3 separate regions of the Homo sapiens genome follow, and regions 2 and 3 are each linked to region 1. The links are chromatin loops, found by intact Hi-C in ENCODE. Cell type or tissue: mammary epithelial cell. All regions are shown on one strand. Each heading gives the region's core, and the rest is flanking DNA. Links, peaks and the distances in the headings are about the cores only.

Region 1 (5,889 bases), core at 425-5,424:
TAATATTTAGAGCGCCGGGCGTGGTGGCTCTTGCCTGTAATCCTAGCACTTTGGGAGGTCAAGGCAAGCGGATCACCTGAGGTCACGAGTTCAAGACCAGCCTGACCAACATGGTGAAACCCCATCTCTACTAAAAATACAAAAAAAATTAGCCAGGTGTTGTGGTGCGTGCCTGTAATCCCAGCTACTCGGGAGGCTGAGGCAGGAGAAGTGCTTGAACCCAGGAGGTGGAGGTTGCAGTGAGCCGAGATCGCACCATTGCACTCCAGCCTGGCTGACGAGAGCAAAACTCCATCTCAAAAAAAAAAAAAAAAAAAAAAAGAATTAGAGCAAAATACGGGTGCAGTGGCTCACACCTGTAATCCCAGCACTTTGGGAGGCGGGGAGCTTGAGCTCAAGAGTTCATGACCAGCGTGGGCAACATAGTGAGACCTTGTCTCTAATAAAATTTTTAAAACGTTAGCTGGGCATGGCAGTGCATGCCTGTAGTTCCAGCTACTTGGGAGGCTGAGGCAGAAGGATAACTTGAGCCCAGGAGATGGAGGATACTAGGCTATGATTGTGCCACTGCACTCCAACCTGGGCAACAGAGTGAGATCTAGTCTCAAAAAAAAAAAAAAAAAAAAAAGAATTAGGGTAAGATAAAGACATTTTCAGTTAAAAAAAATGAGTGTTTGCCACTAGACATCCTCACTAAGAAAACTTGTAAAAAATATACCTGTATATCAGGCAGAAGGAAGATGATGCCAGATGAAGGTCAGACACACAAAAATGTAAGGATGAAAAACTGGCCAATACTTAGGTCTAAACAAACAAACAAAACAAATTAGACTACATAAAATAATCCCTTCTGCAGTTTATGTATTTTTTTTTAAGGGGCCATGCTAGTCTTCTCTGTATCGTTCCAATTTTAGGTGAATGCAAAAGTAATTGTGGTTTTTGCATTGTTGGAATTTGCTGTTTGATATTGGAATATGTTCTTAAATAAATATGTCATACATCATTTTAACGGGCATTTCTCGCTTTATTTTTTTTGCTAATGACATTACTTGCTGTTTATTTTACGTTTATTTTAGACTATGGAAATGATGTTAGACAAAAAGCAAATTTGAGCAATTTTCTTATTTGAGGTCAAAATGCAGAAGAGACAACTGGCAACATCAACAATTCATTTGGCCCAGAAACTGCTAGGGCACACACAGTGCAGTGGTGGTTCGAGAAGTTTTGCCAATAGATGCCGGCCTTCAGAAGTTGACAGTGATCAATTGAGGGCAGTCATCAAAGCTGATCCTCTTACGCTACAGGAGAAGTTGCCAAAGAACTCAACGTTGGCCATTCAATGGTCGTTTGGCATTTGAAGCAAATTGGAAAGATAAAAAGCTCAATAAGTGGGTGCCCCATGAGCTGAGCGAAAATTTTTAAAAATCATCATTTTGAAGTGTCATCTCTTATTCTACATAACAAGAACAAACCATTTCTCAATTCTATTGTGATGTGTAATGAAAAGTGGATTTTAAGTGCCGGAGCAGTGGCTCATGCCTGTAATCTCAGCACTTTGGGAGGCTGAGGCGGGAGGATAACTTGAGGTCAGGAGTTCAAGACCTGCCTAGCCAACATGACGAAACCCCATCTCTAAAAACATTAGCTGGGTGTGATGGCGGGGCCCTGTAGTCCCAGCTACTTGGGAGGCTGAGGCAGGAAACTGCTTGAACCCGGGAGGCAGAGGTTGCAGTGAGCCGAGATCGCGCCACAGCACTCCAGCCTGAGCGACAGAGCGAGACCCCTCTCCCTGCCTCCCTCGCCCCCCAAAGAAGAAAAAAGAAAGCACAGCCTTCCGTTGAGGCCTCTGGGCGATCCAGTAGGATAGGTCTAGGCGCCGACTGCGTGGGGACCACGCACGACCGTGACAGGCGCAGTCTTGAGGACACTGGCTTTGAGAGCAGCTGAGGGACTGGGCAAAGAAGGGGCTGCAGGTATGGGGGTCAGGCCAGCCCAGGGGAAGTGCGCACGGGTGTGCGGGGGGGTCATTCAGGGCCCTGACGGAGCTAAGGGGAGGATTTAGCCCTGAGTCGGCTCTGGGGTGTGGGGTGGCGGGATGGGGTGCCCTCCCCGGGGCCAGGGCGAGCAGGGTGCGGGGCTCCTGGAGGCTAGCAGGATTAAGGTCGTTTTTAGGATGAGTGAGCTCTGCAGGTTCCCTGCTTTCAACCCGGAAGGAACCTGGGCCCACGTGGGAGTGGGATTGGGGGGTGAGACCCGCAGCCCACGGAAGGGGCGCTGAGACGCGCGGCCGCGAGGGTCAGGGGTGCCCCACGGGAGCGTGCGGCTCATATTATTAGGAAGGTGTCCAGTGCGTCGTGCCCCGGCCGGGCGCCAGGTGGCGGCAGAGGCCGGTGCGGCGCAGCTTCTTCGGCCGCGGGACAGCGGTGCCCCCAGGGTAGGAGGCTGGGGCTGGGCTGGAGCAGAGCCGGAGGGAGGAGTGCGGCCAACAAAAGACCATCCGCGAGCGCCTGAACTTGGGTGTGGAGTTGTATTTTAGGATATGTTAAAAAGTTAGGAATATTAAGTAATTGGCACTTGGCCGGGAGCGGTGGCTCACACGTGTTATCCCAGCACTTCAGGAGGCCGAGGTGGGCGGATCACCTGAGGTTGGGAGTTTGAGAACATCCTGGCCAACATGGCGAAATCCTATCCCTACTAAAAATACAAAAACTTAGCTGGGCATGGTGGTGCGCGCCTGTAGTCCCAGCTACTAGGGAGGCTGAGGCAGGAGACTCCGTCGCAAAAAAAAAAAAAAAAAAAAAAAAAGGCACTTAATCCCAGACTGAAACCCTCTTTTCAGACTCTACATTAAGATCTTAAAGAACTTAGGCCCAGGCAGGCGGGTCACTTGCAGTCAGGAGTTTGAGACCAGCCCGGGCAACATGGCAAAACCTGTCTCTACTAAAAATACCAAAATTAGCCGGGCTTGGTGGTGCGAGCCTGTAATCCCAGCTACTCCGGAGGCTGAGGCAGGAGAATTACATGAACCCGGGAGGCAGAGGTTGCAGGGAGCCGGGATCAGGCCGCTGCATTCCAGCCTGAGCGACAGAGCGAGACTGTCTCAAAAAATAAATAAATAAAATAAAATAAAATAAAGAGCTTAAAGAACTTAAGAAAACACCAAATACTTCAGAGGTACCAGTGGCAATGTAATTAATGAGGATATTCAAGGAAGGTGACATAATTGCCAAGGTAAAAATAATTAAACAATTTCCAAAAGTCTATTTCAGTGAAGGAAACATTTGTCTTTAAGGGAAACATCAATGAAAATTATGTTTATGGCAAAAATGAGCCCTTTCTGCAAGCTTCATTTAGAAAATTGTGGGCATAATTACCATTTTACACAAAATAACTCTGTAGAAAGCTTTTTGAAATAAGCTTCTATTGAAATAAAATGCCAATTAATTACCCATTTAACTTATTAAATGAGAACTATAGGGTGCTAATTTTTAAATATTTTTTAAGTTGCTTTGAAATAATACCTTTTCTTTGAGACTTGAGAACATATATAGCTAATATGAACTGATGAAACAAAGATTTTTAATTACTTCTTTTATTATTTACCTATATATTCTGTATCAGTTAATTTCATTGCTTAAATTATTAATGTCTAATATGCCACTTGAAGCATTCATATTCTGAAAATGATGTAAGTTACACATGTAGGTTGGCCGAAAGTATTATATACTAGGACACAGCGGAGTTTGGGAGTGTCTGCTGCCTGTCCAGGAAGCTGCAGGTTTATGAGTTGTAAATGTAGGAGAATTCAGTTCAGTATAAATAGTTTAGCTTCCTGTTATATTAGGATAGGCAGTTAAGCTTATGTTTTTGCCATAGACAAATTATCATTATCTGTCAGGCCTACAGTTTAGGTTTTGACGTAACTCTTCAAGTACAAATGGAGAATGCATCCCCAGCAGCACTGCAGTCCTCGTTCACACCGAGTTTCGGTACAGTCAGGGGTTTTGAAGTCAGTACCACGGGAGACGCAGACGGAGGATGAATGAAAGGCACAGAAAAATCCTAAGGTAGAAATGGGGGGAACGGAAAAGCAGACAGACACTAGAGGGCGCAGGAGGAAAGTGGGTCGGAGTCCTGGAAGAGGAGGCGGGCTGGGTGAAGGAAGACAGTGAAGAGGGCACTCTGAAAAACCCATCCGAATCTTTCAGTGTAGGTAGGCACCACCCACAGCATGTTGTCATTGCAAACTGGTTCCTTCCATACGTCCCGAAAGGCTCTCCATGGTAGCTTACATCTCTCTATTTGACACTTGATGGCTTTCTTAAGGTATTTAGGTCCATTTACTAAAAATGACTCATCACTTGTTAATTAAATAAGGTTTATACATTTTTTTCATTTTAATTTCAAACATAGGAGATAAAGAAAAAAGGTGCTTGTGGCCAGGCACGGTGGCTCACGCCTGTAATCCCAGCTGAGGGGAGGCCGAGGCGGGAGGATCACCTGAGGTCAGGAGTTTGAGACCAGCCTGGCCAACATGGTGAAACCCTGTCTCTACTAAAAATACAAAAGTTAGCCAGGCGTGGTGGTCCTAATCCCAGCTGCTCGGGAGGCTGAGGTGGGAGAATCTCTTGAGCCTGGGAGGCAGAGGTTGCAGTGAGCCAAGATTGCGCCACTGCACTCTAGCCTGGGCAACAGAGCGAGACTCCATCTCAAAAAGAAAAAAAAAAAAAAGAAAAAAAGAAAAAAGAATAAAAGTGCTTGTTCACCCGTACTTTGTGCATGTCAAGTGATATTGAAAACCAAATCTGTAGGCTGTGCCTGGTGGCTGACGCCTATAATCCCAGCACTTTGGGAGGCCAAGGCGGGCGGATCACCTGAGGTTGGGAGTTCAAGACCAGCCTGACCAACACAGAGAAATCCCATTTCTATTAAAAATACAAAATTAGCCCAGCGTGGTGGTGCATGCCTGTAATCCCAGTTACTCGGGAGGCTGAAGCAGGAGAATCGCTTGAACCCTGGAGGCAGAGGTTGCAATGAGCCAAGATCGCGCCATTGCACTCTAGCCTGGGCATCAGGAGTGAAAAAAAAAAAAAAAAGAAAACCAAATCTGCAGACGAACTTGAGTGCCTGTGTAACAGGTTGTGTTGTCTGTTGTCTATTGTGTTGTGGACTTGTGTTGTCCATATGCCCTTTATGCAAGTTATTTACCAAAATAGCGCTTTTTGAATCGTGTTTTCCATTTACTATTTCATAAGACATAGTATGTATCTATATTATAAAGTTAAGAACAGCAGAAAAATGTATTTTCATTTTACAAGAATGACTTCAATTTAAGTTAGTTTTTATTCACCAAAATCCATAATGTTCCATGTGTCACAATAAAACAAAGCAGACTTTGCCAGCGTGAATCCACTTTTACTGAAGATGAGGGTCATTCATGGACCTAGAGGTTACAATAGTCAAAGTGTTCTGCACGAGAACAAACACACAGATGTCTTTGAAATGTGATGCAAAAGTGCAGACTGCTGCCTCCTACTGATGAAAAGGAAATGAGTGAGATGCTATGAGTCACTAATTGTGAACTAGTCAGTCGACAACTCCAAGAGCCCACTTCATGCTGGTGACGAGGTCCACCAACGATGGTCTGGCATGTGGGGGCCTTAGTTGAAAGACAGGAGAGGTGGATCAGAGACAGCTAGAGGAGCAGGCATTTCCCGAGTGCTGTAAAGGGGGACTCATCCCGCTAGGAGAATGTCTATTAGGGAATTCAGACCAAGTTCTGGGAAGGAATCCACAAGGAAGTCTCCGGGAGCAAGGAAGAAGGGGAAAGGAGAGGCAGCTGGGAAAATGCGAGACACACACATCCACCCCTTCCCCAAAACCCTGGCT
Region 2 (5,889 bases), core at 552-5,551, 410 kb after region 1:
TTTTCAGACCTTTGATTATGATGTATCTTGGTATAAATTTCTTTGGGTTTACCACATTTGGAATTTTCTCAGATCCTTGAATCTTTAGTATATTTCACTAAACTTGGGAAGTTTACAGCCATTTAAAAAATATACCTTCCAGTTTCACTTTCTCTTTCCTCTGAGGATGACACAGGCTCCTGAGAGTCTGTTCTTTCTCCTCAGCCCACTTCCTCAATGCTGCTCTGAGTTGGTGACTTCTGGCCCTCGTCCAGTCTTTTGTCCTCTCGCTGTCCTGGTTGAGTCCACGCATTGAGGTTTTAGGTTTGTTTGTCTTTTGGTTATTGTGTTTTCTTGCTTTATAATTTCTTTTTTTTTTTTTCAGACCGAGTCTCACTCTGTCACCCAGCTGGAGTGAGGTGGCATGATCTCTGCTCACTGCAACCTCTGGCTCCTGGGTTCAAGTGATTCTCCTCTCTCAGCCTCTCGAGTAGCTGGGACTACAAGTGCCCACCATCGTGCCAGGCTAATTTTTGTATTTTTAGTTGAGGTGGGGTTTCACCATGTTGGTCAGGCTGGTCTCGACCTCCTGACCTCAGGTGATCCACCTGCCTTGGCCTCCCAAAGTGCTGGGATTACAGGCGTAAGCCACCATGCCCGGCCTCCTTTGGTTCTTCTTTATTCTTTTGCTAAAATTGTCTAATTTTCCATTTATTCCACGGGAATTCATACATGCTGAAGTGTATTTATGATGGTTATGTGAAGATCCTGCTCAGCTAATGATAGCCTCTGACTCATCTCCGTGTTGTCATCCATCGGTTTATTTCTCCTTCCAGTTGTGATTATCCTAGTTCTTGGTATGCTGAGTGACTTTGGATCGGAGCCCGTACATTTAGGATATCTTATGAGACTCCCGAGCTGCTGGCGTCTTCGTCTGCAGCAGGTGCTGTCCGCTGGGCTGGGTACACGTGGCACTACAGCCGCAGCAGAGCCCTGACCGTGCTGGGTGGCTGCAGGCAGGTGGGGTGATGATAACCTTCCCCTGGCCCTTCTAGTATCTTCAGGTGGATGTGGGGCTTCGGCTACACTCAGCTTCCTTGGGCCCTGCTGACCCCAGGGAGGCTGTGGGGAAGCCGGTGCCACGGCCTGCCTCCCACTGCCAGCTTTAGCCTCAGTGATGCTACACAGGGAGGGGGCTCCCTCCTCAGCCCGGTTGATACTGAGGGGAAAAAGTGGACTCAACCTGCCCCCTACCCCTTATCCTTTCTTATGGTGAGGGGCTTGCCAGGGAGGGCACAGGGCAGTGAGCAGCCCCATGTCACACTGCTTTGCTCAGGGTTGTTGCTGCCGGGTGGGGTGGAGTGGGGCTCAGCTCCACAACGGACCCACTGACATTGCCCTGGATAGGTCAGGGTGCTGCCTGCTTGTGCAGGGGGTGGGATGGAGCCAACTGATGCTCAGCGCAGCCCGAGGCCCTGGCAGGAGTGGGGGTGGGGAGGTGGAAGGTCCAGCCCTCATCGGCCCTGCTAAGAGCCTGGGGATGGGCCATGTGTGTGTCTCATGAGTCTTGCTGCAGGGGTTTCCTGTGGTTGGGCTGCTCTGTTCGTGGTCCTCTGGCTGGGGGGTGGGGGTGAATGCACGGTTTTCCTGGAGCTCCTTTTGTGTGTGTCTGTGGGTGGTCCCAGGGTTGGAGCTTCTGCAGAGCCATGTGGAATCCATGAGGGGTGGTAGGAAGCCCAGGAGCTCAGGTCCACATCCTCCCTGGAGCCTGGCTCTCCGGGCACCCTGCCTTCTTCTTCACACCCTGCAGGCTGTGCTTGCACCCATTGGCTGTGCTGTGTCTGGGATTCTTGGTCATGAGAGACAGGACTGGGGAGGAAGGGGGCAGCTACCTGTGATGGGACTGGAAGTCTTTTCCTAAATATGTGTTGAATATAGAAGTCATTTAAATCCCACCCACTGGTGTCTGGAGGGACTGCTGGTCCTGTGATGGGCTCTCCTTCCCAGGCAGTGAGGAGGCATCGTCCTGGGGAGCAGGGCTGCTGAGTGCTCCTCTCCACCAAGTTGAAATGGAAGAAGGTGTGCTCTCCTACTCACCAGAGGCCTTTTTGGTTGACAGCTTGCACCATCTCTACCCCATCTTCATGTAACTCGGAGGCCTGTAGCCCTTGGTATCTGGCTGCAGCCTCCTGACATTAGTTCAACAGAACACAGGCAGATGTTCTGAGCTTCAGGTTTGTCCTTGCCAGTTCCCTTGATTGGAAGTTGGTCTCTGTTGCTGTGCCATGCGAGTTACTGCAGTATACATTTAATAATCACATTCACAAGCTCCCTCATTGCCAGTCCTCAACACACAAAAGTACTCACTTGGCTAACTTTGAACAATGCACATTTTCCTTACTTGCACTTTGGATCACAGGATAAGAAGGCGGCAATGGTAAAAACAAAAACTCACAAAAGAAATGAAACATTTATTTCTGGGATCAAGGACCCTTCACGGAAGGGGGACCTGGTGGTCTGCAGGTTACAGCTGGAAGTCACTGCCTGCTTTGCTGTGGTGGTACCTTCTAGGATTTGGTCTTTGTGGAAGCCTCCAACTTAAAACAAAGGAGAAGAGGTGAATGTTCCGGACTGCATGCCCAAATGGAGAATCTGAGGGGAGGAGAAGAATGAAAAACTTCGAATGGGAAATTGGTTTGAAATCTATTTCCCCAAATCCACTTAACCTTAGGCCAGGAGAATATTGTATATCACAAACTAATTTTGCAAATGACATTTCAAAGATCCCTTTTTAACCTAATTTAAGTGCATTCCATTGTGATTCTCTACTAGCTGCTTGTGAATAAAAATCTAATTACTGTAGCTAGACAAATTAAAATTCTTCTGGATGGAGCAACCTTTCCTTCCTTCTTTCCTTCCTTCCTGGGAATGCCAAGGAACATTGCTTGATCTTTTAGCAAGCGAAGGCCAAGGTACACAATTATTTTGGAGGGCCTGAAAAAGTATTTCTGTTCTTGTACATTTCTGTAGAGCTGTATCTGAATTCATGGGGCTGCTGCCTCTGTAACAGCTCTGGAAAAGTTTTAACACTACAGCGGCCAGTGACTGCGCCTGCATTTCAACCATGCTGCCATCAAGTGGTCATTAAGAGACATTCTTAATGGATCTGGGCTCTTTAGTCAAGCTGGTGGGAGAAATTTCCAAGTCCTTCATTAAGAAATGTATATGTTTGGCCGGGTGTGGTGGCTCATGTCTGTAATCTCAGCACTTTGGGAGGCCAAGGTGGGTGGATCACCTGAGGTCCGGAGTTTGAGACCAGCCTGGACAACATGGTGAAACCCCGTCTCTACTATAAATACAAAATTAGCTGGGCATAGTGGCAGATGCCTATAATCTCAGCTATTTGGGAGGCTGAGGCAGGAGAATCGCTTGAACCCAGGTGGCAGAGGTTGCAGTGAGCCAAGATTGTGCCACTGCACTCCAGCCTGGGTGACAGAGCGAGACTCCATTTCAAAAAAAAAAAAAAGAAAGAAATTTATATGTTTATTAAAAAATTAAACTGTAACTGGGCATGCTGCATCTTTAATGTATCAGAATTCAAGTTAAATAAACCCCATTCCAAGCCTTTAAAATCTGCATAAAAATCTAGCCAGAGTTTCTTGTCTCCCCCTCCCTGTATGGCTTATTTGCTGCTTGTTTCTTTCCCTCAGGGACCATATTTTCCTGTGACTGGCCGTTGGCTTGGCCCAGTCACTAATTCTTTGCCTCAGTGTCTTGCTCTATTTCTCTTGGTCCTCATTATTTGGTTTACTCAAATTCTTGGTACCTTGTTTATGGGAAAACCATGAGGAAAGGTTCCAAGACCTCAAGTTTAATTTAGCTCAAAAGTGAAGAGGTTGTTGTGTGTTTCCTTTCCTGTTAAAAGAACAGTCCTGTGGCATCCTCTCTCCTCACATATGACTTCTACAGAGATTGAAAGGCTAGGCGCAGTGGCTGAAGTCTGTAATCCCAGCACTTTGGGAGGCTGAGGTGGGCAGATTGTTTGAGGTCAGGAGTTTGAGACCAGCCTGGCCAACATGGCGAAACCCCATCTCTACTAAAAAGACGAAAATTAGCTGGGCGTGGTAGCGTGTGTCTGTAGTCCCAGCTACTCAAGAGACTGAGACACAAGAATTGCTTGAACCCAGGAGAGGGAGGTTGCAGTGAGCCGAGATCACGCCACTCCAGCCTGGGAGACAGAGCGAGACTCTGTCTCAAAAAAAAAAAAAAAAAAAAAAAAAGATTCAATCATCTGTCTTTCTTTTCAAGTTTGTCCTCCAAACTAATCGGAAGATTAGTATTTGAAAGGCAATAGAAAATCAGACTGAATTTTCAAATATGTAAAAAGGAGTTGTTCCCATTGTCTATTTAAGTGTGAAAGCGCCATAAAGGTAAACGTCACGGTGGAAAAAAAGTCCAGAGACTACAAGGGAACAAGGCCTCCTGCTCGGCGAGCCTCACTCCCGCGTGTCGAACTTTTCAGGTTAGTTGCTGCGATGCTTTCTCGTATTTCCAGACGTTTCCCAGACATACACAAAGATAGTTATGTAATAATTTCTTCCTCCTTTTTAAAAAATCCGAGGCATCAAATTGTGTGCTCTCTTCTGCAACTTGGTTTCTTAACGTATTTCTTGGAAATCTTTGTAAGCTGTTATTATAGTTCTACTTCATTCTATTGTAATTATTTAAAATTATTAAAATTAAAATACTTGGTAAAAATAAACATGCACTTGAGAACAGAAAGTCACAGTCATGCCACGCCTCCTCAACAACCTACTGGTAACCAGAGGCCATTGCTTCGAGCTCTTTCTATTTTCAATTCTATTGGCAGGAACCTGCAAAACTCTAGCTAATACATTTATATCTATTTTTTAAAATTTGCAGCTTCAGATAACATTCTTTAATTCTTTTATATGAAAGATGAATATTTAGCTTGCTTACACTTTTCATATCCTAATATCGATTACATTTCTTTATTAATTAAGATTTTAACTTAAAATATCTTTATTATTTTATGTTCTATCAGTTTATTTGCTGTTGTTGTCATTTTTGTTGAGATGGAGTCTCACTCTGTCATGCAGGCTGGAGTGCAATGGTGCAATCTCGGCTCACTGCAACCTCTGCCTCCCAGGTTCAAGTGATTCTTCTGCCTCAGCCACCTGACTAGCTGGGACTACAGGCGTGCGCCACCACACCTGGCTAATTTTTGTATTTTTTGTGGAGATGGGGTTTCACCATGTTGGCCAGGTTGGTCTGGAACTCCTGACCTCAGGTGATCCGCCCACCTGGGCCTCCCAAAGGGCTGGGATTACAGGCATGAGCCACCATGCCCAGCCCCATCGGTTTTGTGTAACAGGTGTTTTGAGGTATAGTTGACATAACATAAAATTCACCCTTTTAAAGGTTACAATTCAGTAGTGTTTAGTCTATTCACAGAGTTGTGCAACCATCACCACGACGCATTTCCAGGACACTTTCACTACGCCCGAAAGAAACGGTGCACCTGAGGCTTCTCTCTTCATCCTGCCTTGCCCAGCCTCTGGCAACCAATAATCATCTTTCTATCTCTATGGACTGGCTTATTCTAGACATTTTTGTATAAAGGAAATCATCGTGTGTGTGGTGTTTTGTGCTTTCAGGTTCGTTATGTTGCATGTCTCAGTGCTTCATTTCCCCTTTATTGCCAAACAACATTCCATTTTATAAATATACAATATTTTGTTGATGCCTTCATCAGTTCATAGATACTTGGTGTTTTCCATTTTGGGGTATTTTAAATAATGCTGGTATAAATATTAATGTATAGGTTTTGTGTGGACATATGTTTTCAATTCTGAATATACATAAGAGTAGAATTGCTGGGTCATGTGG
Region 3 (5,889 bases), core at 552-5,551, 180 kb after region 1:
GAAATGGCACCCCGGAGAGCTGGTCTTTTCATTCCATTTCTCCCGACCTCCCTCAGCAAATGCTAATTGAATTTCCAGTTCTGTGAGAGAGAACTGGAATCGGATTCCCAGGCCCCAGGGAGTGGTGCCTGGCATAACCACTGCTCTGCAAAACAACGCTGCACTTCTGTGGGTGAAAGTGCAGCCGCTCCATTGCTTTGCTTTGAATGAGCACTTTTTCTCGTCAGCTAGAGGTGCCAGGGCAGCCGAGGGGAACTGCCAGCGACAACAGGAGCAACTTCTTTTTCGGCGGGACCCTAGCACACCCCTTGCTACACGCGCCAGCAAAGAGCAAAGCCACGTGTCCATCCCTGGGGACGTCCCTCCTATGTGCCATCTCATCTGCCACACCAGACAAATCAAATGCACAGAGAGCTTTGTCTGCAAACTTTGACTTGAAGGGGTCTTAAAACCATGCATTTACACGTTTGGGGGACAAATAATTTCGATGTTTAAAAGAGAGTTGGCAGCTAATTGAGATGGTGCACAGGTGTGCTGTGGCCCACGGTGTGGAGGTAGCCAGGCGTGGCCATCCCTCTAGAAAGAGGAATGCGTTGGTCACTCAGAATGTCACTTAGATCGACGAAGCAGAACTGCACTTTTTTTGCATTCAAATTTTTATTCAAAGTTTAGTCTCTCTCCTTGGGTTTCCCCTCTTTTATGAAATGATCAATTTTGGCGAAGAGCCCCCAGAAAGCAAGATAGAAAAGAAATATGCTCTTTACCGTGGCCGATCAGCAACGAACCAACACTGTCCTCATCTAATTCTACGTCTTCCACACTGCCCAGTAACACAAATAACCAGAGCGCAGACGCCAAGAATCCTTCCAAGTAACGCAGCTAACAGACCAAGGTGACAGTTCTGACTTCTTGGGGGGTTTTCCAAGTACATACGTAGCATTATAAACAAGCCTCTATGTTGTGCTTACACAACTCACTCAAGGGATTTTTGTTTTCACAAGTGAAAACGTTTATGAAATGCTAGCCTGCGAAGCCGCTTCAGGAACCATCTAGTGAGATTTCCCTCCCAAGACAGGCAGCTTTCTCACATACCGTGGAGGCCTCCTGCCGGCCTGGGGACTGACAGGTGCAGGGCCCTGCCCCTCGAGGGCCAGCCTCTCCCTCGGGAGCGTGGGTTTTTCCTGTTTGATCCTGGCTTAACTTGAACATCTCTGGCATTGGAGCTGCCCTCTGGAGTAGCCCAGAAGTTGGCACTCACCTCACCTTTTGCTGCATTTCCAAGAGATCAGCCTTTGGACTTCCTGGAAAGTGGTAGAACCACTGTCCTATGAAACAAAGTGCTTCTGTGCTGAAATGGAGTAAGTTCCCTGCAGCCTCTGGCAAGGTAACCTACCGAGGTACAATCTTAACTTTCTTGATGCCCCCTTTTGACATTGAAAATGGTGGGTGTATTGGTTTTACTTTTTATCATTGAAACTACAATTTGTTGAGCACTGACCATGCAGGAAACCCGTTTTTCCCCGTTTTCTCTTTTGTGCTCACAGCACCTCCTGGAGTAGGTGTTCCTATCATCCTCTCTTTATAGCTCAGGAGCCAAAGCTCAGCCAGCCCGAAGGAGCCAGGATTAGAGCCTGCATGGATGCAACAGTCACGCTTCTCTCTATTACGTGTCTTGCAACTTGGAGTCACATGATCTCAGCATCTGATCCACCCTGGGCTCAGGTCAGTATAAGGCTGAACTCACAAGGTGAGGGTTAGACTGACCTCCTCTCTCAGGACAGGAAAAGAACAGAGCCTACTGCAAAAGGCAGATACTCTTGCCTCCACTTTGACATCTCACAACTCCACAGCAACACTACAGGTGGGAAAACATTCACATGTATGTTCGTGGAAACTAATGCACATGGAAACAGGATGCTCCTATGATGTTCTGATGTAGTTTCCGAGTGATGGGGGGACATGCATAGTTTTTTCTACCCAGTTCCTACCGACAGCGCTAGACTTCCAGATTTGAGTGTTTTCCTCTCACTACTGATTTCCAACAGCACCAAAAAGAACAGGAAGGAAAGATGGTAAAATGATGTTAAATGCTATGAAGTCCCTGTCCTCTCCATCTGCCTGCCTCTAGACCCCCTCATTTCTGGGGGAGCTGATTTATTAATCTATTGGAAGTGCTCCAAGTCAACTAATTCAGCCATATGGCCATAGTAGGCCAGTTATGAACTTTTTATGCAGTAAAATTTAATTACAACCATATGATTTGAAATTTGCTTTGATACATAGAAGCTTCCCTTGAACTCTACAGAAATTAAATAATTTTTAAAAGCTTCTTACAAAAAAGTTCAGGGAAAATACTGAACTTATTTCAGGAAACACATGTGTATAGTACACTGGTTATATTTGCACACAGTAAATGTGCAGATCTAAATGCAGCTTTCTGTTCCTCAGGGTGGTCTTGGTAAGCTCTGGCCTTGCAAGCATCTTTGAGTGACTGGTTGTAAGCCTTGCATATATTGCAAGGACAATATTTGCTAAATGGGGCCCCTCACTCATCTGGGCCCTCCCATCAACTCTGAGCCAGCACTCAGCTCTCCCGGTGTGTCTAACAGTCCTTAAGCTGGTAGTGGAGTAATTAGTTTTCCAGATGGGATGAATCCGTGTTTCCCAGGTGAGCACGGTGTCTGCAAAATCATCACAACTAGCAACACCTAGTTCGCCCTTGGACATTCTGACTCAGTGAGGCTGTGGCGGAGCGCAGATAGGGGTCTGGGCGTGCATCCCAGGCGATTCAGAGGCAGGTGACGTGCTGGCCAGGTGGGGCGGGGCCGTCCTGACTGCAGTGCTGGGTTCAGACACTGCTCCCCGGGGAGCCTCATCTCCGCCCTCTTGTGGCCACATCCCAGAACTGCGGCAATGTACAGCATGATGGCCCTGAGACTTGAATATTTGGAGAATTTTTTTCTTAACTCAGAATTTACGTTGAGGAGTGGATCCTGCCTACCACTTCATCTGACATAAAGCTGCTTACTTAGCAGCTCAGTTACTCCCTGCTCACTTCACATATTAAAAGCTTCTCCTAAGACCGGCTATCCTTAAGAGCAGGGGCTGTGCCCTGAATTGCCTGTTGTCCACAGAACCTCCCAGAACCTCCCAGAATCGAGGCTCACGGCAGAGGTTCTGCACTCACCAAGGACGCGGGGGGACCATGTCTGTGCTCATGTGGATCCCCGCTGCTGGGCAGAGCACACCACACATCCAGACTCAACAAAATACATGGAGTCAAAGGTCAGGTGACTGAATCAATGAGTATGTTACACACCAAGAAAGACCCCTCCTCTCTGCACCCCGGGGAGCAGCCCCAGAAGCCTGGTCTCCTCCAGGATGAAAATGCAAACGCAGGTGCCTGGGGGCTCCCAGAGCCTTTGGCTTCACGGTTCCCTCCCGGCCCTGCCTGGAGCTTCATGTGCCTCCCCTTTTGCTTAATGAGAGCCGCTGTCTAAGAGTTAAGGGTTTTCTGGGTGACGTTTAACAATAATAAAGGTGACTGCTTATCTAAGGAATCCGAGCCGCGCACCTGCCAGCCGCGTTTTGTGTTTGTCACTACCTTTTACTTTCACAGCGATTTTGTGAGCTGAGTGGGCGGGTTACCTCCATTTTACAGATGAGAAAACCAAGTCTCAGAGACAGAGCTTATAAACAGCGGGCCTGGCATTCGTCCTGGGTCTGGTTCCAGGTCCTCATGAGCCGACGGGACACTCCCCACTCCCTGGAGGTCTCCTGGGCATTCCCTCCCGTGGCTCCAGGGATCTCCCCCCGACACCCACGTCTGCTTGACTCCTGCTTTAGCTCCCTGAGGGCCCCAACCCCTGGGCATGAGCAAGTTGGACTCCAGCTGGGCCCTGCCCCAGAGTCAAGGTCAGTCGCCTGCTCCAGGGCCCCTGAACCAGCCCAGGCGCAGCCCTTCCTCAAGCACCTCCGGCTTCACATGCATCTCGGAGGAAATCCACGCGTAAATGCGGGTGGGCAATGCCACCTGAGCCCCTGCACGCCTGCTGGGACAGAGCACGTCCAGGGTACAGTGCGGCTGAGCCAGAGGCGGCAGCCACCCTTGTACTCAGCTTAGTTGGGGATTCTGGGAGCCCTTAGTCCCCGCTCAGTGGAGCTGAGCAGAGGGTACCTTACCAGCTTAAAAATTTTGGAAAGCGTGCCCTGGGCATCGACTCCCTTGAATCCCTTGTGAGCCGATTTATAGTCGGACGCTCTGCCTCCGTAGCCAAATCCTGGTCTCTGGCCTTCGGCCCCCTGCAAGAGAAGACCACGGAGCTCAACCTCCACCCGCGGTGCTGGGCACGCTGCTTGAGCCACTGGGAGCTGCCACCAGGGCCCCGGGGAAGGGCCCAGGCCCCGGACTGGACTGGTGAGTGGTTCAGGAGCCACGGGCCAGCACCACGCTGAGGGGGTGGGGGCGGGAGAGGCTGCTCCCCCAGGTCTACCAGGGTGTTGGCCGCAGAGAGAGGAGGGCTCTGGTTTGGGCGGAGGCTCTCTCATGAGATATGCGGCCCAACCACACATATTTTAAGGATCTAAGTCGTTTAGGGAACAGTTGCTTACCTTCACGCTGTGGGGTGTTCAAGAGAAGATTAGCAAACATCAAGCAAATCAAGGTAAGGAGGCTCCTGCCTACACGGGTTTGGAGGACTCGGACCCTGGGGGGCTGTGCGCTGTGTAGGTGCCGGTCCCCGGAGGCCCCGGCCTGCGCCTTTGCTGGGGGCTCCTTTTGCTGATTGATTTGCACAGATTGGATTCTGGTCACATGTGCCCTGTGGTTCTAGGATCTGTCTGGGAGATCAAGAGTCCTCGGCCTTAGTAAAATGTCGAGCCTCGTATCTTTTATAAGGTTTTGAGACAAAATCCTGAGCTCTCTCCCAGGGTGAGCAGGAATCAGTCTCCCTTGGCCATAGCTCGGACTGGGAGCAACAGGAGGCCGGGGCTGCTGAGCCGGACAGAGGGAGGAGGCAGGCCTGGCTGGCACGGGGGGCGGCCGCATCCTGGCAGCAGCGGGACAGCGTCTCAGCTCCCCCACCTCCCAGTCCCCTAGCACCTTTCTAGCTCATCCGGCTGTGTGGCCTTGGGCAAGGGCAGGAACCTCTCTGAGCTTCAGTTTCCTCATCTACGCAATGGGGCTGTGCGAGAACACAAGCCGTTCATGGAGATGCCACTCCTCAGGTGGAGGCTGCCAGCTCTGGGCTTTGGTGCCAGCTGTCATTTATGGAAGAGCAGGCCGCCCTGCCCTGGCCTCATCAGCCCCAGCAGCCCCTCTGGCTTCCTCATGGGCCGTGTGACCGCAGGGGCTTCCTGACACACATGGGTGCGAGTGTCCCAGGACCAGCCTCTACTTGCTACTGTGCTGTCTTCTCGAGTGGGAACTCCACTGCAAACATGGGGAGGAAGGGAAGGAGCTCGCTGTGGGAGTCTGGGCGCGGTGGACGTTAACAATGGGGGGCGAAGTGTCCTCCCACGGTGGGTGCACTGTCTGTGGGAAGGCTGACCACGCTGTTAGCTTTTCAGGGATCTTGGTTGGCCTCCTGAGTCTCTACTCAATGGACAGGGTCCAGACTGCACTTTACATTTTGCCAACAAGAAATGGGAGACTGTCCTTGAGCCCTCTCCTGAAGACTTGAGGGAACCAAACCAGACTGTCCCTCCTCTATCAGCCTGCAGCCTTTCTTCCATTTCATTAAAGTGTTTTAGGACAGGGAGGACCTTGACCAACCTAGCCCATCTCTTATTTAGAGGTGAGGAAGATGACACCAGAGGCCTCAAGGCTTCCAGAGCACCTGGCTGCACCCTCAGCCTCTGCTGGGGGCTTCCCACCATACAAGCTACTTG

The links. Peaks named below come from ENCODE experiments on the same cell type or tissue, not always from the same donor. Only the 100,000 strongest peaks of a DNase experiment are listed, where the experiment ranks them.
Region 2: it touches region 1 in a loop (7-fold over the local background); 18 of 110 quality-filtered maps call a loop at or near these places.
Region 3: it touches region 1 in a loop (17-fold over the local background); 81 of 110 quality-filtered maps call a loop at or near these places.

The regions. Positions count from the first base shown.
Region 1 is chr18:76,799,831-76,805,719 of GRCh38, forward strand. The region is part of intron 2 of ZNF236-DT (ZNF236 divergent transcript); the gene reads right to left. It also overlaps the pseudogene RNU6-346P. Among named protein-coding and RNA genes, the nearest start is that of ZNF236-DT, 20 kb to the right of the region's middle. RefSeq lists a silencer at 2,446-2,495. In mammary epithelial cell, for the core only: CTCF peaks have their summits at 2,374 (motif pointing right) and 4,109 (motif pointing right); DNase peaks (open chromatin) are centred at 2,381 and 4,091; H3K4me3 peaks cover 749 bases; H3K27ac peaks cover 393 bases.
Region 2 is chr18:77,208,929-77,214,817 of GRCh38, forward strand. No RefSeq gene overlaps it. Among named protein-coding and RNA genes, the nearest start is that of GALR1, 38 kb to the right of the region's middle. RefSeq lists an enhancer at 398-457. In mammary epithelial cell, for the core only: a CTCF peak has its summit at 3,109 (motif pointing left); no DNase peak of the experiment used is centred there; H3K27me3 peaks cover 120 bases.
Region 3 is chr18:76,980,593-76,986,481 of GRCh38, forward strand. MBP (myelin basic protein) reads right to left here. Exons shown (of 9, transcript NM_001025101.2): 8 at 4,183-4,302. It overlaps MBP-AS1 (MBP antisense RNA 1), which reads left to right. Exons shown (of 3, transcript XR_935667.3): 1 at 1-1,384; 2 at 1,586-1,722; 3 at 3,135-3,560. Among named protein-coding and RNA genes, the nearest start is that of MBP-AS1, 3.1 kb to the left of the region's middle. RefSeq lists enhancers at 716-775, 2,301-3,150, 2,950-3,039. In mammary epithelial cell, for the core only: a CTCF peak has its summit at 2,889 (motif pointing left); a DNase peak (open chromatin) is centred at 2,799.